Regions from separate parts of the Homo sapiens genome. Here region 2 is linked to region 1. A link is a loop called in an ENCODE intact Hi-C map of the cell type or tissue named here. Cell type or tissue: ovary. All regions are shown on one strand. Links, peaks and the distances in the headings refer to the core of each region. The heading gives the core; the rest is flanking DNA. Region 1 overlaps SIPA1L3 (signal induced proliferation associated 1 like 3). Region 2 overlaps SIPA1L3 (signal induced proliferation associated 1 like 3).

What was found. Hi-C counts contacts between places; a loop is a spot of excess contacts. Peaks named below come from ENCODE experiments on the same cell type or tissue, not always from the same donor. Only the 100,000 strongest peaks of a DNase experiment are listed, where the experiment ranks them.
Region 2: a loop joins it to region 1, with 2.8 times the contacts of the local background. A loop is called at or near these places in 44 of 110 quality-filtered maps.

What each region holds. Positions count from the first base shown.
Region 1 is chr19:38,207,591-38,212,956 of GRCh38, reverse strand. SIPA1L3 (signal induced proliferation associated 1 like 3) reads right to left here. Exons shown (of 22, transcript NM_015073.3): 22 at 4,588-5,366. It overlaps DPF1 (double PHD fingers 1), which reads left to right. Exons shown (of 12, transcript NM_001135155.3): 11 at 596-677; 12 at 824-1,951. The coding sequence ends at 894. Among named protein-coding and RNA genes, the nearest start is that of DPF1, 14 kb to the left of the region's middle. RefSeq lists an enhancer at 2,361-3,344. In ovary, for the core only: a CTCF peak has its summit at 3,240; DNase peaks (open chromatin) are centred at 2,128 and 3,156; H3K4me3 peaks cover 777 bases; H3K27ac peaks cover 945 bases.
Region 2 is chr19:37,912,624-37,917,989 of GRCh38, reverse strand. The region is part of intron 1 of SIPA1L3 (signal induced proliferation associated 1 like 3); the gene reads right to left. Among named protein-coding and RNA genes, the nearest start is that of SIPA1L3, 8.1 kb to the right of the region's middle. RefSeq lists enhancers at 1,370-2,235, 2,236-3,101. In ovary, for the core only: no CTCF peak of the experiment used is centred there; no DNase peak of the experiment used is centred there.

The sequences.
Region 1 (5,366 bases), core at 241-5,240:
AGAGCTGCTATCAGATCATCTTGGTGTCATTTAAACTTCCCACAGACCGGGAGCGGTGGCCCACCTGTGTAATCCCAGCACTTTGGGAGGCTGAGGAATTTTGAGCCCAGGAGTTCTAGACCAGACCAGCCTGGGCAACATAGTGAGACTCCCGTCTCAAAAAAAAAAAAAAAAAAAAAAAAGTCGTGCATGGTGGCGCACACCTGTAGTCCCAGCTCAGGAGACTGAGGCAGGAGAATCACTTGAGCCCCAAGGAGTGTGAGGCTGCAGTGAGCTGTGACTGCACCACCGCACTTCCAGCCTGGGCAACAGGGTAGGACCCTGTCTCTAAAAATATAAAATAATAATAATAATAAGCCTTCCACAGAGCCTTATAAAACCCCCACTATAAATCGCAAAGGGACTGTCCTGAGGGATATGTGTTTGGCTAAGCAGTGTTGCGCACACATTTCCTGCTGCAAAGACCTTCTCAGAACCTTTCTCGGAAGGCCTCACCTCCCCCAGCCCCCTTGACCTAGCCCCTGCCCCAGCCCCCCACCCCCGTTTCTGGTGCCCGTGCCCCCAGGGTGCCAGCTGGGCGGGTCTCACCCCCCAGGACCAGCTGCTGTTTTGTGATGACTGCGATCGGGGTTACCACATGTACTGCCTGAGTCCCCCCATGGCGGAGCCCCCGGAAGGTGAGAGGAGAGGTGGGCATCCCATGGGGCGGGTGGGTGGGAACGCCATCTCCTGGTTGTGGAAGACTGTGTGTCCTCGGGGTGGGAAGGGGCTGGGGCAGCCCTCCCGGACCCGGGCCTGACTTCAGCTTCGGCTGCCCCCGCAGGGAGCTGGAGCTGTCACCTCTGTCTCCGGCACCTGAAGGAAAAGGCTTCTGCTTACATCACCCTCACCTAGGCCGGCTCGGCTCGCCGCGACTCTGGGGTGGTGCTCGCCTACCTGCCTCTCCGAGCTCCTCAATTCTCCCCCACCCTGAACATCCCGCAGGGGGAGGGGGAGAGGGGGAAGCCGAGAGGGGGCTGGGCCACCCCCTCCCCTCTGTGCAAGTGGAATGTCTGCCCTGTGGGTGGGTGGGCCCGGCCAGGGCCTCTCCCTCCCTCCCTCCCTCTCTGTCCCTTGGCAAATGGACACCAGGGGCTTCTCCCCTCAAAGCCATACCCCGCCTCTGGGCGGGCATGGGGGGTGGTGGGTGCCAGCCAGGGGCATGGACAGAGCCTTTTTCTAAAGAAAAAGACAAAAAGTTAAAAAAAAAAAAAAGAAGAAAAGAAAAGAAGTTAATATATACAAAGAGTCCTCCAAGGCCTGGCTGGGTGGAGGGGCGCTGCTGAGAGTGTCCACCGGGCACCCGCCTCTGCCGGCCCCCCGCCGGGCGCCCCAACCCCAATTTCTGGAGCTGCAGCCGTCCCGCGCCCCACCCAAGGTGGGCGCCTTCCCCTCTTGTGCCCAGGGCGGTGGGCGTGGTGTCCACCCGCCCCTCCTGGTGCCCACGGTGGATACTGCATGATGTGAACCTTGGTTTTGAACTCTGTTCCTGCCCCTCCCCGACCGCCCCAGCCTGTGCCCGCCCCGTGCCTGCCGTGGCTGGTGGGTGGCGGTGGTGGGGCCGGGTGGGCCCCCGCCCAGCGCCTGCTGGAATGAGAAGCACAGACTCCGCCACGGACTCCTTTTCTCTCCCTCCTCCCGCCCCGCCAGGCCTGGCGGCCCCCGCCCCCCTCGCTGGCCATTTTGGGGGAGTGAGGGGGCGTGGTTGTTTCTTGTGGTTGTGTGTGTTTGTTGTTCGGGTTTTAAAAAAGGGAAACTGAGACTGCAGGTGGGGGAGGTGGTGGGTTTTGGGGGGATGTCCCCTAATCCAGGAGTGCCCCCTCACTTGTCACCGAGTCTCCTCTATTGCCTGCCTCTGCTGTGAATTAACTTGTTCTGTGTATTAAACTGGGCCTGACCCCTCTGCCCACGACTGCCTCGTTCTCCCGTCTGGTTTGGGGCATCACCAAGAAGGAGGACCGGGGGTCGACGGGCCTTGTTGGGGGTGAGGCGACCAGCCAGCCCCTACCTCCATCCACCTCCTTCTTCCCCTGCCTGCACCCTGCCTCTCCCCGGCTTTGTCCCAGCTCCGCCCTGCTTTGCCAGAAAGGAGGAGAAGGGGGATGGGGTGGAGGGGCTCCCGCCCAGCCAGCTGTGGTTGCCCTGGCAACGGGCTGCTGCAGCTGCAGCGGGCGCAGCCGGGAGGGAGGCGGGAGCCGGGCCGGGGGAAGGGAAGGGCTGGGAAGAGGACGGTGGGTTGGCCCCTCCTGAGGCTGGGGTGGGGAACGGGGGTGTCAGGAGGTGTCATCCCAGACCCAGACATCTCCAGGGGGCTCCGTGTCCTGGATGTGGGGCAAATCAGCGGTGGCGATAAGGTGGAAAGAGAGGCGCTAAGGGAGGGCAGGAGGGTATCTAGACACGGGCACTGGGAGAGAGACTGAGATGTGGGCGACGGGTGGGGGGCGGGAGTGAGGAGTGAGGGAACTAGGACACAGATCAGGAGAGAGAAAGAGACGAGGACAGTCACACAGTTATTGAGAGAATCAGAAAAAAGAGCAAGAGGGTGCAGAAGGGAGAGAGACAGGAGGAAGGACCAGGAGAGAGGAAGGGAGCAGGGGTGAGAAGGAGGTTTAACGGCAGAGAGGGAATAACTAATAAAAAATAGCTGACATGCTGGGAGAGACGGGAGGAGGAGAAGGAGGACGGTGATTGGGGAAGAGCAGCAGCAGATTTAGGGAGAGGTCCTCCAAGAGGGGAGGCAGAGAAGGAGGTAACATCTATCAGGAGAGGGAAGAGTGAGAGGGAGCCACATTGCGGGTGGAGAGAGAGAGACTTGGGATCAGGGGCAGGCAAAGTCCCAGGACAACAGGCAGAGATGGGGAGAGACGCGGGCGGCAGGGGAGAGAAGGAGACAGACTTTAGGGGAACAGCAGAACAATCTGCAGAGAGAGCCGGAGGTATGAGGGACCCAGAAAGATTGGGGAGGAGAGACAGGGATGTCCGAGACGGGCAGAGGAAGCTGGAAACTGGGACACGAAGGGAAGGGCCGGGCCTCAAAGCACAGTTTGGGCGCGACCAGGGGCTGGCGTGCGCGCGAGTTGTGGGGTGCTGGAAGCAGCTGGCGTGGCTCCGGCGCCAGGAGAGGATGTGAGAACAGCCTGTTCCCAGGCTTCCCGCCCCCTTCGCCCGGTGGCGGGGGGAGGGCAGTGCGGGTTGAGGACGGGGCCTCGAGGAGGAGGAGGGCGGAGACAGGGAGGGTGTCTAGAACTCCAGAATTTTTAGGAGATGTGGGAATGGCTGGTCCTGCTCCTCCGGATGCCAGCCCCACGCCTTTTGGAAAAAGACATTTTTTGGAGGGGGCAGGGTCTGAGTCAGAGAAGCACTGGGTTTTAGCTCAGAGATGTGAAACTCCACGACAGGTACATGGGTAAGGGAGGCAGAAAGACCCCACCTGGCCAGCCCCGTCAGGAGGCTAGGCTTCCCTCAAGGGGCTGGACTTCGGGATTTTCAGGAGGAATTTCCTGATTCAGAAACCAGTTTGATCCCGGTTCCCAAAATGCAAATGTTCACCAGGCCAGATGCAGATCTGGGGCGATCAGGGGCTGCTTTCTACCCCCAAAGCATTCACTTGGCAAGTGGCAGCAGGGGTCTGCTCCCACCTCTACAGACAGAAGGGGGAAGAGTGTCCCAAATGCAGCCATGTGGCCAGGGCCAAAGGAGGCAGGGGCCCCTTGTGAGTCTTGCAGCAAAGGACAGATCAACCAAGCTGGAAACCTGGCCTTCCTCATGTGCAATATCCATTAAAAAAAAAAGTTAAGCTGGGCGCGGTGGCTCACACTTGTAATGCAGCACTTTGGGAGGCCGAGGTGGGCAGATCAGTTGAGGTCAGGAGTTCGAGACCAGCCTGGCCAACATGGTGAAATCTCGTCTCTACAAAAACACAAAAATTAGCCGGGTCCCCGTAATTCCAGCTACTCGGGAAGCTAAGGCAGGAGAATCACTTGAACCTAGGACGTGGAGGTTGCAGTGAGCTGAGATTGCACCACTGCACTCCAGCCTGGGTGACAGAGTTTCTGTTTCGAAAAAAAGTTAAAAAAAAAAAAAAAAAGGTTTTTTTAGAGGTAGGATCTTGCTATGTTGTCCAGGCTGGTTTTGAATTCCTAGGCTCAAGCAATCCTCCTGCCTCAGCCTCTCAAAAAGTGCTGGGATTACAGGCATGAGCCACTGCACCTGGCTGAATGTCCAGATTAAAAGTTGGCCACTATTTCTAAGACCCAACACAACCCTCTGGGCTGGGGCTGGCCTTCAGGCCTCCAGTATATGACCTCTGAGGCAGAATCTCACTCTTTTGAACTTAAGGACATTTCACATTCTGAGTGTTGGATTTCTGTCCTTTGGATTCCAAGGAAAAGAAGTTAGCAAGGCAGGTGCCCCTGGTTCTTAGGACATGTGTGTGGTGGTCATGGTGTGGGGGATTTGGGGACAGGAGCAGGAGGAGGGGCCGATGCTGGACCACACCCTCTGGTCAGCAACTCCAGGCAGCTGCCCCAAAAGTGAACACACAAGCCATTTCTATGAAACCTTTATTTCCTTTGAAACCTCCAGAAACATGCCAGAAAATCTCAAGACAGGGATGGGGAAAAAAAAAAGACAATAAAGAATAATAAAAAAAAAATCCAAATGAAACAAATCAACATATGAAAAAAAAAACCTGCTGCTATCTTCGGCCATTGGATAGAACATCAACCTCAAATTAAATAGATCTGTTTTTGCAGAAATCCTTAAAAAATAACAGAAAACAAAACCAAAAATCATAATTTACACTTGTCCATGTACATGATTAAGTCCCCAAAATGATTCGAATGATCTGAAGATGGGAGGAGACAACTGAAAAAAAAAAAAAAAAAGGGACCCGATGAGGGTCTAAGGGGTGGGGGTGGGGGACGGGTGGGCCCCCCAGAGAAGGGGATGGGGGAGAAGATGGCATCACAGTAGCTGGCCAGGGCTGAGGACGCTGCCTGGGGCACGCCCACCTCACTCTTGGTGTTGGGGGTGAGGGTGGGGGCAGGGGCAGCGCTGAGGTTTCCTCCTCCAGGGGGCCAGAGGCTGATCACAGGAGACGCGATAAGAACCCTCTTCTCTCACCCCCACCCATCCACACCGGCACCTCCGAGTGCCTGCGTCCTATGCAGTCCCCAGAGCCCCCTCCTCTGAGGTTCCTGACCCCAGAGAGAAGGCAGCAGAGGTCCCTGGACAAGGGCCGGGTTGCCTGGTGCTGGCTCACAGCCAGACCTGCTCCGCCAACTCCTCCCCGCCTGGTGCCTCCCAAAAAGGGCACCGGCCTGCCC
Region 2 (5,366 bases), core at 280-5,279, 300 kb after region 1:
TCCGTCACCCAGGCTGGAGTGCAGTGGCACAATCACGGCTCACTGCAGCCTTGACCTCCTGGCCTAAAGCAATCCTCCCACCTCAGCCACCCATGTAGCTGGGACCACAGGCACAAGCCACCATACCCAGCTAATTTTTTAAATTTTTGTAGAGGTGGAGTCTTGCTTTGTTGTCCAGGCTGGTCTCAAACTCCTGGGCTTAAGCAATCCTCCTGCCTGGGCCTCCCAAAATGTTAGGATTACAGGTATGATCTTCTACGACCGGCCTCAGAATCGATTTTGTGCAACAAGTCCCTCCTATGGTTTTCATTGCTCAAAACTCAGACCCTATCCCCCTTAAACACCCTCCAATACAGCATATAAAACAGGTTTAAAAGTATACACTCTGCACCTGAGCTCAAATGCTGCCTCTGCCACTTCCCAACTTTGAGCAAGTGACCTCTCATTGCCTTATCTCAGCTTCCTCATCTGTGAAATGGGAATAACTGTAGTCCCTGGCACCTCCGAACACAGGCAACACCCACCAACACTAAGCACAGTGCCAGGCACATACAGCAAGTTTGATGGACAGTAGCTCTTTGGTTAGCTATAACTGCTTGTGATAAACCTGCTTTTCATCATACATCTGCCCTTCTCCGCCAAGATAAAACAGGAGTGGCATGTCAGATCTATCACTGAACTACCACCTTTGATTTACACGTGAATCTCATACCCTCGGCCAGTGCTGTCCGATGTGGTAGCCATTAGCCACATGTAGCCACCGAGCACTTGAAACATGGCTGGTACCAACTGAGATACGCTGAAAGTGTAAAATACATATTGTATGTCAAACGCTTAATGTGGAAAAAAGGAAGTAAAATAGCTCACTAATAATTTCTATATTGATTACATGTTGAAATGATGTTTTAGATGAAATAAAATATATCATTAAAATTACTTTCCTGCTTCCTTTTACTTTTCAAAATATGGCTACTAGAAAATTTTTAATTACCTATATGAGCCTCATCAGTGACCCACATTTTTTTTTTTTTGAGAAGGAGTCTCACTCTGTTGCCCAGGCTGGAGTGCAGTGGTGCAATCTTGGCTCACTGCAACTGTCACCTCCAGGGTTCAAGTGATTCTCTGCCTCCGTCTCCCGAGTAGTTGGGATTACAGGCACATGCCACCAGACTCAGCTAATTTTTGTATTTTAAGTAGAGATGGGATTTCACCATGTTGGCTAGGCTGGTCTCGAACTCCTGAACTCAAGTGATCCACCCGCGTCAGCCTCCCAAAGTGCTGGGATTACAGGCATGAGTCACCGCGCTCGGCCCCACGTTATATTTCTAACAGACAGCACTGTTGTGGGCTTTTGAGAACCAGTGTCTTATTCAACTTTATACTGTCAGTGTCAAGCATGGACCCTGACACACAGGGTAGGTGAAGAAATGTTTCACAGATGGACAGATGAAAGATGCTCTCCATACTTTCAGTCTTTTTTTTTTTTTTTTTTTTTTAGACACAGAGTGGTGTGATCATAGCTCACTGTATCCTTGATCTCCTGGGCTCAAGGTGTGGTAGTGCCTGGGCTCAAGTGATCCTCTCACCTCAGCCTCCTGAGTAGCTGGGATTATAGGTGCACATCACCAAGCCTGGCTAATTTAAAAATTTTTTGCAGAGATGAGGTCAGATGCGGTGGCTCACGTCTGTAATCCCAGCACTTTGGGAGGCTGAGGCGGGAAGACCACCTGAGGTCAGGAGTTTGAGACCAGCCTGGCCAACATGGTAAAACCCCATCTCTACTAAAAATATAAAAATTAGCCGGGTGTGGTGGTGGGCGCCTGTAATCCCAGCTACTGTGGAGGCTAAGGCAGGACAGTCATTTGAACCCAGGAGGCAGAGGTTGCAGTGAGCTGTGATCATACCACTATACTCCAGCCTGGGCAACAGAGTGAGAACTGTCTCAAAAACAAAAACTTTTTTTTTTTTTGCAGAGTTGGGGTCTATGTTGCCCAGACTGGTCTTGAACTTCTGGTCTGAAGTAATCCTCCCACCTCGGCCTCCCAAAGTGCTGGGATTACAAGCCTGAGCCACCATGCCCACCCAATATTTTTAGTCTTAAAAGCACCCACTACTGTCCTCACATCTAACCAGGGCTACCCTTCATTCAAAATACGCCCACGCTACAGCAAATCAAAGTGCACACAGGTCATGATGCCGGAGCAGGGACCTGGGGCCCTTACAGGTCCAAGAATCATTGTCTTAGTTGATGGGCTATAGTATGATACTTTAACAGCCCACATGGCTAGTGTGCTTAAAACACCATTTCCAGCTGGGTGCATGGCTCACATCTGTAATCTCAACACTTTGGGAGGCTGAGGCCGTCGGATCACTTGAGGTGAGGAGTTGGAGACCAGCCTGGCCAAGATGGTGAAACCCCATCTCTACTAAAAATACAAAAATTAGCTGGGAGTGGCGGTGGGCGCCTGTAACTCCAGGTACTCAGGAGGCTGAGGCAGGAGAATCGCTTGAACCCAGGAAGCGGAGGTTGCAGTGAGCCCAGATCACACCACTGCACTCCAGCGTGGGCAACAGAGCGAGCCTCTGACTCAAAAAAAACAAAAACAAACAAACAAAAAAAAACACCTTTTCCAGCCAAGTCCCAAGTCCCCTTGCAAAGCTCACCCAAAGGAGACACCCTGCTCCCTCTCCTTGGACACTACACTTTGTTTCATGCTAACCTGTGCCTGGTATGGCAACCAAGCAGTCAACCTTGTTTTACTTGACAGGCTCTGCTGGAGGGTCTTTAGTTTTGAAACCACCACCAAACCATCCCTATCGTGTCTCATTGAGAGCAAAAATGATGCCACAACATCCCAGGCGGCCCCTGCTGCCACATCAATTAGGTACTAAATATAGTCTAAAGTGCTTTGCATGTCAAACAACAAGGAAAGGAAATGCTGTGTCCACTTCCTCAATTTGCCTCTGCCTGGTAAGGAGGGCCCTGGAAGAGTTTAGAATGCAGGTGAAGAGCATGGAGGGTGGAATCAGTTTCCTCATCTGTAAAATGAGTTTGATCAAGTTAATTACTTCACTGGACTACTGTCAGGATTAACTGAGGAATGTGTGAAATGCTTAGAAAAGCATCTAGCACAGAGTAAGCACCAGGTAAGCTGCTATCATTATTATTATTTTATAAAAAAGTAGGCCAGGTATGGTGGCTCGTGCCTGTAATCTTAGCACTTTGGAAGACTGAGGGTGGAGGATCACCTGAGCCCAGAAGTTCAAGATCAGCCTGGGCAAAACAGGTCTCTACAAAAAATAGAAAAAATGTGGCCGGCTGCAGTGGCTCACACCTGTAATCCCAGCACTTTGGGAGGCTGAAGCAGGCAGATCACCTGAGGTCAGGCGTTTGAGACCACCCTGGCCAACATGGTGTAACCTGTCTCCTCTATTAAAAGTACCAAAAAAAAATTAGCCAGGTGTGGTGGCACATTCCTGTAATCCCAGCTCCTTGGGAGGCTGAGGCAGGAGGATCACTTGAGCCCAGGAAGCAGAGGTTGCAATGAGCTGAGATCATGCCACTGCACTCCAGCCTGGGCGACAGAGCAGACCCTGCCACAAAAAAAAAAAAAATTAAAGTAGTATCAACTTGAAAACTAGGAATTAACTCTTCTCCAGTCAAACTGATACTCTTTGTAGCAAACTCACTCCCACCTCCGGGCCTTAACACTTGCTGTTCCCTCTACCTGGAATGTTCTTTCTTCAACTTTCGGCATAGCCAGTGCCACTGCTCATTAAGGTATCAGTTCACATGACTCCTCAAAGAGGCCTGGGAGGCCTTCCCTGACCATCAAAGCTAAGGTAACCACCGCCATCTTGCCCCATCAGCCATTTGCTCTCCACTTACCCTGTTAAATTTTCTCCATCACAGTTAAAACTATCTGAAGAGGCAGGATCAGGATTTTTTTTTTTTTTTTTTTTTTGAGACGGCCTCTCACTCTGCCGCCCAGGCTGGAGTGCAGTGGTGCAATCTAGGCTCACTGTAAACTCCGCCTCCTCCTGCCTCCTAGGTTCACGTGATTCTCCTGCCTCAGCCTCCCGAGTAACTGGGACTACAGGCGCCTGTCACCACACCTGGCTAATTTTTGTATTTTTAGTAGAGACGGGGTTTCACCTTGTTAGCCAGGATGGTCTCGATCTCCTGACCTCGTGATCTGCCCGCCTCAGCCTCCCAAAGTGCTGTGATCACAGGCGTGAGCCGCTGTGCCCAGCCAGGATTTTTTTTAATTAAAAAAAAAAAAAAGAAAGAAAAGGCTGGGCACAGTGGCTCACGCCTGTAATCCCAGCACTGTACAAGGCCAAGGTAGGCAGATCACCTGAGGTCAGGAGTTCAAGACCAGCCTGGCTAACATGGCAAAACCCCTCCTCTACTAAAAATACAAAAATCAGCAGGGCATAGTGGCGCATGCCTGTAATCCCAGTTACTCAGGAGCCTGAGGCAGGAGATGGGCTTGAACTTGGGAGGCAGTGGTTGCAGTGAGCTGAGATTGTGCCAGCCTGGGTGACAGCGAGACTCCATCTCAAAAACACAAAGTGAAATGATCCTGTTTATTGTGTGTCTTCCCGGGCTAGAATGGCTAGAATGTAAACCCTAGGACAGCAAGGATCTTGTCTGTCTTGTTGACTGCTGAATCCTCAGTGCCTAGGATAGGACCCTGGCTCACAGCAGGGTCTCAACACATCTGTCAACTCAATAAAATAAGAATAGTAGCTAACTGCACAGGGCTAATGACAGCCTAATGTGCTGAAAGTCTTGCAGACATTTCATTCAGTCTCCAGCGACCCCCGAGGTAAAGACTACTATCATACCCATTTTGCCAATGAAGAAAAAAGCTCAGTGCACATCTTACAAGTTAGTGGCTATACTGTGATTTGAACTTGGTCTGCCCGCCACCTAAGCCACCTTCCAACCATGGCACACTTCTCGCAAATATGAGGAGTGATATTTCCCACTGATGCTCCACCACCAGCCCCTCACCCCCACCACCCACTGTGGTCAGGGCACTTTACTGGCTCCTGTCTTCCTGGGCAAATCTCCTCCCTTCTTTCAGCGGCAGCTGGATCCCTCACCTTAGGCCCCCAACATCTCCAAGCGGGATCCCTGCAATATAACTTTTTCTTATTTCTACCTGGTGTTTCAAGTGATTGAGTTGGCTCTTCCTGTGAATTTCTCTGGGTTTGAAAGAACACATGTAGGCTGAGGCGGGAGGATCATTTGAGGCCAGGACTTCGAGACCAGTCTAGGCAACATAGTGTGAGACCCTATCTCTACAAAAATTTAAAAATTAGCTGGGTGTGGTGGTGCACACCTGTAGCCCCAGCTA